2 separate regions of the Homo sapiens genome follow, and region 1 is linked to region 2. The links are chromatin contacts, found by Hi-C in ENCODE. All regions are on one chromosome and are shown on one strand. Each heading gives the region's core, a stretch centred on a gene start or an enhancer-like site at or near the end of the contact. The rest is flanking DNA. Distances are from core to core; before and after follow the strand shown. Region 1 overlaps TRAM2 (translocation associated membrane protein 2). Region 2 has its middle 4.3 kb from the start of LINCMD1.

Region 1 (5,570 bases), core at 1,970-4,469, 380 kb before region 2:
AAATATTATAGCTGCTTACAGTATGAGTTTGTCAAATAGGAATTTATGAGAAACCTACTATTCACCCAGCTCTGGGACAGACCGAGAGAGAGAAGACATACAGAGAAGAATAATCGTGGACAGATGACAGGATGAGGGTCAGATAGCTGAGCACAGCACCGACTCTCTCCTGCTTAGTCACTGTGTTCATTTAAGCATTTGCTGAGTGCCGCTCTGTTCTGGGGCAGTTTGAAGCCATCCATGGATGTGCACCTCAAACAAGGCAAGTCAGATCATCAAGGCAGGTCAGATCCCCACGCTCCTACAGCTTATGTTTCCCCAAGGAAGAGACAGTTTAAAAATAAAGATAAATGCTTTAGAGCTGTACACTTAAAATGGGTGATTTTTTTTTTTTGTTGTGTAAATTATACCTGAATACAGTTGTTAAAAAAGAAAAAAAATCTTGGCCCTCATGGTGCTGACGTTCAGGTTTTCCCTGATACGTTTGATCCTTATTATTTGTGGATTTTGTTTTTGCAAATTCGCTTACTTGCTGAGATTTATTTGTAACCCCCAAATCAGCTTCTTTGGTCATTCACAGAGATGTGCAGAGCTGCAAACACTTTTGGGTTGCCCAACACTCACATTCCCAGTTGAGGCCAAACAAGGCGACACTCTGCCTCCAGTTCCGGCTCTCATCCTGTAGACAGATGTCCTTTTCGTAGTCTCTTTAGTGCCACATTTTTTGCATTTTTCTGCTGCTTTTTGGTGATTTCACTATTTAAAAATGGCCCCCAACTGTCATGCAGAAGTGCTGTCTAGCATCCTAAGCGTAGGATGACTATGATGTGCCTCATGGAGATAGCATATGTGGTTAGACAAGCTTTATTCTGGCATGAGTTATGGCGCTGTTGGCCATGAATTCAATGTTAATGAATCAACAATATATGTTAAATTAGGTGTCTTTAAACAGAAACACACATAAAACAAGGTTATGAATTGATCTGTTGACAAAAATGGGACCAGAGGCTTGCAGGAACCTAACCCTGTATTTCTCCCAGGAACAAGGTTTCAGTGTTCACTAATTCAGTGTTTGCAGTGACTTGAGAGAACATAATTCATGTGAATGATGACAGTTAACTGTATATGTTGGGTGAGGGCAAGAATATATGTAGAGCCCACATACCAGATGTCTATCTTCCTTTAAAAAAAATGCAAAAGTTCTCAGACTTGGCAGCGCATTGGAATGCTCTGGGGAGTTTGACAAAATGCCCATGCCCCAAAGAGTCTGGTTTAATTGGCTGGGGTGTGGCTCAGGCACAGAGATTTTAGAAGCTCCCCCAGGGATTCTAATGTGCAGCCGGAGTTGAACACCAGTGCTCTTCCCATTGAATGATAATGTGTCCTAGAAGTGGACCCTGGCCAACTGAAGGAGGCTCTGTGGGGGCCAGCAGCACCTCCTCATACCCGCCCAAGACCCAGAGCCCAGGGCAGGGTGTCCGGTTGGCCCAGCTCCTGCCCTGAGGAGAGGGTCTATCCCCTCCATCCTCCCATCCCCCGTAGTGACCCCACACACATCCTATGCCCACACACAGCTGGAGAGAGGCTTCCCTCAGGAAACCCTGGTGCCATTAAGAGAGGAGAATGGATGGCAGACAACCCAAGCCCCACAGAGGTCTCCACCCTGTGCTCTAAAAGACATGTGCATTTCTTGAATGAAATCAAGTGGGAGATATGTGCCTAGGCAGGGTAGAGTGTTTGGTTTATGCCTGCCTGCTTTCTCCTGGCTCCTCCTTTCTCTCATTTCTTCCAACTCCTCTGATCTTCCTTCACAGGGATTTCAGGCTGAGAAGATGAGGTTTATTTTCAGAGGAGTCATGTCAGACAATATGAAGTGTTAGGTGGTTGGGCCAGGAATGACCTATATGAGTGGAGTTCAGAGAGGGAGAGCCAACATGGCTAGCGTGGGCAGGAGGGGCTCTGTGGCAGAGCTGGATTCAGGTGGCTTAGTGCCTGGAAAGGTCTCACAGAGAAGGCCGTTGATGGTAGAGGACAGCCTGGATGATGGCACTGGGGGCAGCTCCCACGACAGAGGGGGAATAAGTACAGCTGAGTGAAGCTGACTTGGCTTTTGATTTTTCATCTTAAGCAATGAGCCGTTACTGAGCACTTACTGTGTGCATCTGGGCTCCTTACGTAAGAGGGGCTGCGAGGATAAATGGGAACGGGACGGCACAGTCCCTGCCTGTGGGACTGTGAGGAGTCTGATGAGAACTGTGGAGGAGGTGAGAGCCTGATGAGAACTATGAACAAGGGTATGGAAATGATAAATACAGCAGAGCATGACACAGAGTGCATCCGGCAAGCAGAGATCATGCCCCTTGAACAGCTGGGAATGGCTTCACAGAGGTTACAATTGAGGTGGGTCATGAAGGGATGTGTGAGATTCTAATCAGGAGAGCTGTGTGTGTGTGGTGGTGGGTATAGGAAAGGTAGGACGCAAACTGAGAGTGGCTAAAACTCCCCAAAGGAAGTGGTGAGTAGAATATATTGGCTGAAACCCAGCACATCTGTTCTAAAGAAAATACAGGCAGTTGGACAGGAAGGTAGGTCGAGAACACTGAAAAAGGTCTTGACCAAAGGTAATAAGGTTTTAGGGTGGGGATTAGGAAGACCTGTATATTCGGATAGGGCTTGGTGTTTTCTATCACTCCTCTTAGCTAATCTCATTTGGGTTTTTCCCTGCAAGCCTGATAGGACATGTCTAAGGCTGCAGCACAAAGACACGAGAAGTCTTGTCCTGCATCTCTGTGTACAGAGTAAATGACACCCACTGAATGGGATGGGTCTTGTTGACCAGGGGAGTGGGGAGATTTGCTCTTTAAAGGAGAGGGTTGTCTCTAGAGGTAGCTGAGGATAGTGACCTCTCACTGGCATGTCTGGGCAACACAGGGCATCTGTGATGTATCATTCACTCATTTCCATGCTGCCTTTGCCACTGTCCAGTGTGTTTGTCCTCCACCCTATCCCTCACATGTGCATCCTTCAAACCTCTGTTAGAGAAGAACCAGCACCCCTTTATTGACGAGGTGTCTCCAGAGGGCCCTTGGGAAAGGCCTGGTCCTGGGCTGCCTCCTCACCTGGCCTTGCTGCAGGTTTCAGAACAGTGTGGATGGTGGTTCTCAGGCCCACCTGCACATCCGAAACCTCTGGGGAGCTTTGAACAACGCTAGCAGCTGGGCCAGCGCCACACCAGTCTGTAGTACCCAAACTAGCTGAGGTATTACAAGCACCCCTGATTTTATGGACAAGCAGACTGAGGCTCAGCGTATAAGATTACTTGCTGGTAGATACATAGCAAGAAAATGGCAGAGCTGGCATTTGAACCCAGGTAGTCGATTCTTGAGTCCAACCTTCAAACCCCCAGGTTTTGTCATCCCTCCCCTGCTGGCTAAACTGTCACAGTACTGATTTGGCCATTCATAACTAGGTGGCAACCACAGTTTTTTGTTTCACAGCACAACTAAGATTTTAAAGGCAGTTTTTGAAATAAACAAACCAGGAATGTGGGATGTTACTTCTGGCCCCATGCCTCCCAGTAAGGTAGATGTGAAATTAGCAGCTGGAATTCTCTGTTTCTGAAGCTCAGGTGTCGACTTTCAGGGCTGCTCTCCAATGCACAGGCAGCCAAAGTGCTGTGGAAACCTCAGCTAGGTCCTAACCTTCTTGAAGGTTGTGACTTTATTTATTAGTTTCTGTCTTCCACAATGCTGATGCACAGAACTAAACTGATAAATATCTGAATGAACGAATGGCTGACAAATTTGTACTATTCACTTGTGAGCTCCTGTCCTGCCATGCACAGCTTGTTTCATCTCATCTGCAGTGAGTACCAGTCTAGATACCATCTGAGTCCCAGGGTACAGGTATTGAGAGGTATGTCATTAAAGAAAAATAGAACAAAAACTAATGCTAACTCTGCATTAGGCAGAACCGTTCAGTCAAGAGGTTTGAGGGTCTAAGATGTAAAAGGGGCGGTTAGCAGCTTCCACTTGTTTCTTTTGATGTGGCCAAAAGCTAAACTGGAACTCTTTTCCTTTGTTTTACAGGTCACAGCCAAGACTGCCTTTCTATTTATTTTACCTCAGTATAACATTAGCGTGCCTACAGCAGGTAAGAATCACTGGTCTCCATCTTCTCCTGGCCCTGTTAACCCTGAAGGACCTGGAAAGCTTCCTTTTCCCCATCTGTGTACAATTTTTTTTTTTTCCCCCATGACGGAGTCTCTGCTCTGTCACCCAGACTGGAGTGCAGTGGCACAATCTTGGCTCACTGCAACCTCCACATCCCAGGTTCAAGCAGTTCTCCTGCCTCAGCCTCACAAGTAGCTGGGATTACAGGCGTGTGCCACCACGCCCTACTAATTTTTGTACTCTTAGTAGTGAAGGAATTTCACCATGTTGGCCAGGCTGGTCTCGAACTCGTGACCTCGTGATCTACCTGCCTTGGCCTCCCAAAGTGCTGGGATTACAGGCATGAGCCACCACGCCTAGCTGTGTACAATCTTTTTAGATATTTCAACCAGCCTCTGGCAGCCTCCACCACTGAGATTGCAGTGGTGCAGCATTAACCGCTAAGAACTTCCCTCTCTTCTGCTCTCTGTCTTCTTCATCAGAAGAGGACCTGCTGCACCACGTGGTGCTTTGTGCAGCTCCTACTCCTTTCTCCAAAGCATCTAACATTGAGTTCTGTTGGAGACAGGATGTGAGGCATCATGACCATTGATCTGTTCTCCAGAGCATGGCTTCCTTTTAACATTTTCAGAGGAGAATGGGCAGGATGTTGCGTTTTGATAGTGCATGGAAGCATGGTTGGGGCCCAGGGTGCTGCACTCTGACTGGGTTGGGGTAAGGACCAAACCTCAGGCCCAGCCACAAGTCTTGTCACAGGACTGTTGTTAAGGCTCACTGACTAGAGCTGCTGCATCACAAGCTTCCCCCATAGTGGCTGAGCATTTCCAAGCACTTACAGGGAGCCCAGCCAGCATCATGCCAGGTACCAGAGCGGCCTCACAGGCAGTTCCCAGTACAGTTGAGGGGCTACAGCTCAAGGAGCAGCAAGGCCAGGCAGGTAAATCGCTGAACTGGACAGGGGAGAGGGTCTATCTAAAGGAGTAGCTGCTGCTCACTTCCAGCCAATTGTCACATAGGAGTGTAAAACCTGTGAGCCTAAGAGCTTCCTTTTCCACCCCCTACAAAAGAATCCAAAGAAATCTCTTTTTAGGTAGAAATACTCTGATTTTTAAATGTTGCCAACTAATTTAGAAATTCTGCAAACACCATGCGGGTCAACATTGTGTAAACCAAACCAACACATCTGAAGGCTGAGTCCAGCCCTCGGGCACAGGTCTGCAACTTAGGGGTTCTCCGATCCCGCCACCAGCACCAGAGTATCGCTCCTTTCTCAGTGGCAAAGTCCTGGGCAGCCTCTTGATGAACAAAGGAAGGACTTTTGTTTGCTGAACCTAGTTCTTTCCTCTTTATTCTTTTTGTTGTTGTTGTTTGTTTGTTTGTTTGGATGGAGTTTCACTC
Region 2 (5,038 bases), core at 491-2,990:
CACAACAGCCTCAGAGGGAGCACAGATTTCTGTTTTAGTTAAATTATAAATGACTACGTCATGGGCTTTTGGAGTCACTGATGAAGAGTCAAAACTGTAATACCAAGTGTCTACAGTCTGTGTTCTTTGGGGGAAGTAGGAGTGGCATAAATGATGACCAACACATGCTGGGTGAGTTCCGTGGAAATAGGGTGCTCTACACAGGCTCCAGCTCATGGTCATGTCAGCTCTCCCGGATGCTCTTGGCTTTTTCCTAGTCTGGTTTTATTTACCTCCCCCTACTCCCACCTAAAGCTGATGCAGAGGGAAGTTTGTTGGCTCAGTTCCTCCACTATTTTAGCAGTTTGAAGCTTGGCAGCTCTGGCTGGAAGGACTCAGCGACATTCTTGCAAATGATTGAGGGACTGGGCTAGGTGGGGTCCCTGGGACTGAGGGAACCAAGGCTCCCTCCTGAGGGTGATGCTCAGAGATTCGGCCCAGTCTGATGATATTGTGACTCGTTATGATGTACACAATGAAGGCAGGGCCTCCCAGGGAGACCCAATGAGATGGAGGCAGGGAGGGACAAAGAGAAGTGAGAGAGGAAAATAAGATAACAAAGAGACATACTTGAAACTAGTAACACACAGAGAATTTTTTTAGTGTTTACACTCTCCACTGGGTTTTTGTGTTCTAAATGTTTGCCTCTTGATAATTCTTCAAGCCAATTCCCCTTGGGACTGTTTTGGATTCCTTTTTCTTCATTGAAAAGCATTCTGTGGATTAAATAAAAAGATGCTACTTGCCAACATGCAACTAGTTTTTTGGAAAATATACGGTTCAGGAATGCAGTATTTGCTTTCGGTATTTTTAATAAAACCTTTCTTTTTCCACCATACTCTCCTCCATCCTTCTTTCTCCACTCTTTTTCACCCCCTCTCATACCCTCATGCCCCAGCACACTCAATCCTTGCACATGTATGTGTGGTGATGAATAAAACACAATGATGAGCTTCAGTAGAGAGTGCCGAGAAGTGCCATTTGCCACTTGGAAATGCCGGGAGCCAGAGGAATGTCTGTAATATAAGAAGCTTATTTTTAAAAGGACTCCTTTTCTCTTTCCTTCTCTGGATTTTCTTTCTTTACCCTACACGTGTGTGTGTGTGTGTGTGTGTGTGTGTGTGTTTGCAGGCAGGGTGAGTGCTGTCCACTGCCACAGGCAGGGAAGAGAGCTTTTCTCCATTGTAAATGAAAGTGCTTTATTTTTGTGGGTGCCCCTTGCTGCTGTGGGACATTCCAGTTTGGGTAAGTCAGGTAGAACAGTGGGTCACTCGGGCCAACACGTTTTACTGAGTGTCCTTGGTTAGGGAGGTTGAAGCCCAGGAAAAGCTGGTCAACAGGTGGTTGTTTTATTGGGGTGGCATTTTTCCAGTTCTCCAAGGTGCCCACAGTTGCTGGTTCTGGAAGAGGATGTGGAATGACGGGGGCTGGGGGAAGTGGGAAGAGGAGACAGAGGCCATGAGGGCTTTCACATATGCGAAACAGCTGAGCCAAGCAGGGTCAAGCAGTTACAAGGGCATTGTTGTGAGCTTAGGCCACTGGGTGGAATCTCTCTGACCAATGGTCCTTCACCACAAAGCCCACAAAGGCAGGAAATGTGCACATTACTTAGAGGATGCCACTGGTCACAATTTGATTGCCCTCTAAGGGCTGTCAAACACCACTGAAACCTGTTCCTCCAGGCACTTCCTGAGTACCTGCGGTTTTGTGTGTGATGACTGAAGGGATATTTTTAAAAGCCATTGTAATGTTGCTACTGGTCTATTTCAATGAGAACTGAAAAAGGAGGCATGGGTCTTTAGCTTTTTTTATAAAAAGCAAGCTCAGGTAATCTGCCCACACTACCTTCACTGCATGCCTCCTCTGCAACCAACCCCAGAGAGGCAGGTAAAAATTTGGGATTGGAGGAAGTCTGGGGATGGAGTGAGATCTGCGGTGCATTGAGGCTCAGAGAGAGGTAATGTGGCCATATATGTAACTTGATAATAAGGAAAAGTTGAAAAGTTAGTGGTTTGTTTTTAAAAAGACATGAAATGCGTGTAAATGTCCAAATCACTGGGGTCCAAACAGCTGTGTCAAAATGGCCACAATAAAATTTTAGATACTCGGGCTAATATGAGCAAAGAGAGGGAAATTTTAAATAGCAACATTAAAGATACATGAAGTTTTTTATTCTCTCACATAGACTTTTTTTCCCCCTCTTGGAGTTATGAGAAAACAGAAACGATTCTGTCTTTTGGACTAACTGGAAGACAAGCCTGTTGTGATGGTTAATGTGTCAACGTGACTGGCTACAGAGTGCACCGATGTTTGGTCAAGTGTTAATCTGGGTGTTTCTGAGAGGGATGAGATGAATGTTTAAATTGGTGGACTGAGTAATGCAGATTGCCCTCATAATGTGGGTGGGCCTCATCCAGTAAAATTAAGGCCCAAACAGGTAAAAAATGTTGATGCTCCCCTGAGTAAGAGAAAATTCGTCCTGCTTGACTAACGTTGGGCTGGAATTACATCATTGGATCTCCTGGGTCTTCAGCTTCCTGCAGATTTTGGGACTTGTCAGCTTCCGTAGTCACATGAGCCAATTCCCTGCAATAAATCTGTTTCTGTTTCTCTGTCTCTCCGTGTGTGTGTGTGTGTGTGTGTGTGTGTGTGTGTGTATGCACATATATGTGAATATGTACTTATATATTCATATATATTGGTTCTGTTTCTATCTATAAAATAATTTACATTTTTTGTGAAGAGACTATTAGGTTGGTGCAAAAGTAATTGTAACTGCAACAATGCAATTACTTTTGCACCAACCTAATACCTGGGTGTGGTCCGGTGAGTCAAGCTGTGGAATGTCAGGAAATTTGGCTGTGAGTACATCGGCTTCTGTATCTTGGAAGTGTGGTTTCATAAGTGTAATTCCTGTTTATAATACTTTTTTCTATTAAGAGAACAATAATTCCTGATATTTTGGTTGAAAACTCTAAGTACCTGAGACCCACTTATTGGCCTTCTATGAAGAAAGAACTGAAAATTATTTTGGGGTGGATGAAAATGCAGCTATTCTTAGTTTCCCCAGAGGAAAATTCAAGAGGAAATGGGTTTACACAGCAGTAGGGGGGGGTTTATGTGGGGCATAAAGGAGCGTGTTCAGGACAAGGTTCTGTCAAGAATGTGCATGGAGCATGTTTCCTTGGCATACAGGATGGTCAGAGCAGGGACCACACGGGGTCTTGGATGACATAGTGTCTAAGGTGACCCCACCGACCCTTCCCCCAGCTCTCCCTGTCTGTAGGGATTTAGGGGGACACTGAATGGTGATTTAGTGAATGGTGAGTTAGGGTAAAACTCAGCCTTGTTTTTGAAAGAGCCATTAGGTGAAGGAATGGCCAGATGTACAGCAAGGATGGTGAGATCTGATTCACAGCAGGCTGCCAAACTTCATCTGCCATAGTGACCTGTGTTCTCTCCTTACATATTTTTATTGTTTTAAATTTGGATAGCCCTGACAGTTGGAAATTGGGAGTGGGGCAGGGGATTACTATTTTACATTATAAGCTTTAAAAATTTAAACCTTGTACATGTATAGCTTTGGGAAAAATAAAAAGACATAAAAATAAAAAATCTCTGTGGCTTACTTTTTGTTACAAGTAATACATGCTAGCTGGGAAAAATTTAGAAAATTCAGAGAGGCCGTCCTCCAAAAATCCATTGTCTAGAAATATTTACTCTTGGACCTTTGGTCTAGATTCTTCCATATTTTTCTTAACATATACATACATGTATTTTTCTTAAAAACAGAAATGGATTGTGTTAGTTTCCCTTTGTGAGTTAACAATATGTCTCCAGAGTGTCAAAGGGTATATATTTGATGCTATATGAGTTAGGGCACTTTTGTTTGCAAATGATGTAATTTCAGTGTTAAGTGCCTTAGGTAAAAAGGAATACAGAATATAGGAACTGGGCCTTGGGAACAACCACGTCCAGGACTGAAATACCTCTGGGGCTCTGTATCTGTTCTCTCTTTGGTTTCTTTTTAAGTAATTGGTTCATTCTTATCTCTTACTAAGCACTACTGAGAAATACTGGGAATAATTTTGAAGCTTCACATCTTTCTATTTTAACTTTCCAAGGAAACACAGCTTTAATTTTTATAGACCAATAATCCAAACTCCCATGAAAGGGCTCACTAGGATGGCTTAAGTTAGAGAAAGGTGCATGGTTGTAAAGGTTCTTGGGGAAGCATGGTGAATGGAGGGAGGGAGAGGTAATTTTAAGAATAGCCAAGGGGGCTGGGTGCAGTGGCTCACGCCTGTAATCCCAGGACTTTGGGAGGGCAAGACGGGTGGATCATGAGGTCAAGAGATTGAGACAATCCTGGCCAACATAGTGAAACCCCGTCTCTACTAAAAATACAAAAATTAGCCAGGCGTGGTGGTGGGTGCTTGTAGTCCCAGCTACTTGGGAGGCTGAGGCAGGAGAATCACTTGAACCCAGGAGGCAGAGGTTGCAGTGAACTGAGATTGCACCACTGCGCTCCAGCCTGGCAATGGAGCAAGACTCCATCTCAAAAAAAAAAAAAAAAAAAAAAGAATAGCCAAGGGAGGGAGACTGAGCTGTTAACAGAGAAAGAGAAGATTCTGGGCAGAGAAGATAATAGCCTTCTTGATGCCTATGTATTGATAAATGATGCTTTGAAGAGTATAGACCTATATTCACTCCCAGCTATGTATGAGCTGCTGTTTTCTAACAGTCTTGCCAGCCCTGGGAATTACCATCAGAAAGAAACTCGTTGATGGACTGCACTAATGGGATTTTCTTGTTTGTCTGGATTCCTGCCAGTTAGATAGCCCCGCACTATTTTCCGTCAACTCCTTCCGGGGAAGAGCTCCTTCAGCACGCCTGTGCTATCACTTTCTTCCTCCCAACACTCACCAGATGTGGGGGTGGGGTCCATTCTGAGGGTGACCAAGAGTCGTCATGTTTGACCGGTGTGACATCATGGGCT

Evidence for each region. A loop is a pair of places that touch in the nucleus more often than their neighbours do. Pooled maps may share reads with other maps.
Region 1: a pooled map shows a loop between it and region 2 (6-fold over the local background). The contact joins two enhancer-like sites. A Hi-C loop is called at or near these places in 5 of 37 single-sample maps with no recorded cell type and 7 of 50 pooled maps.

What each region holds. Positions count from the first base shown.
Region 1 is chr6:52,534,365-52,539,934 of GRCh38, reverse strand. It overlaps TRAM2 (translocation associated membrane protein 2), which reads left to right. Exons shown (of 11, transcript NM_012288.4): 2 at 4,089-4,152. Among named protein-coding and RNA genes, the nearest start is that of TRAM2, 40 kb to the left of the region's middle. RefSeq lists enhancers at 2,336-2,395, 2,646-2,735, 2,916-2,965. Within about 2 kb of position 3,219, at least 3 of the 41 ENCODE cell types and tissues checked have a DNase peak (open chromatin) inside an H3K27ac peak, as active enhancers do.
Region 2 is chr6:52,152,838-52,157,875 of GRCh38, reverse strand. No RefSeq gene overlaps it. Among named protein-coding and RNA genes, the nearest start is that of LINCMD1, 4.3 kb to the right of the region's middle. RefSeq lists enhancers at 1,436-1,485, 4,731-5,025. Within about 2 kb of position 1,740, at least 3 of the 41 ENCODE cell types and tissues checked have a DNase peak (open chromatin) inside an H3K27ac peak, as active enhancers do.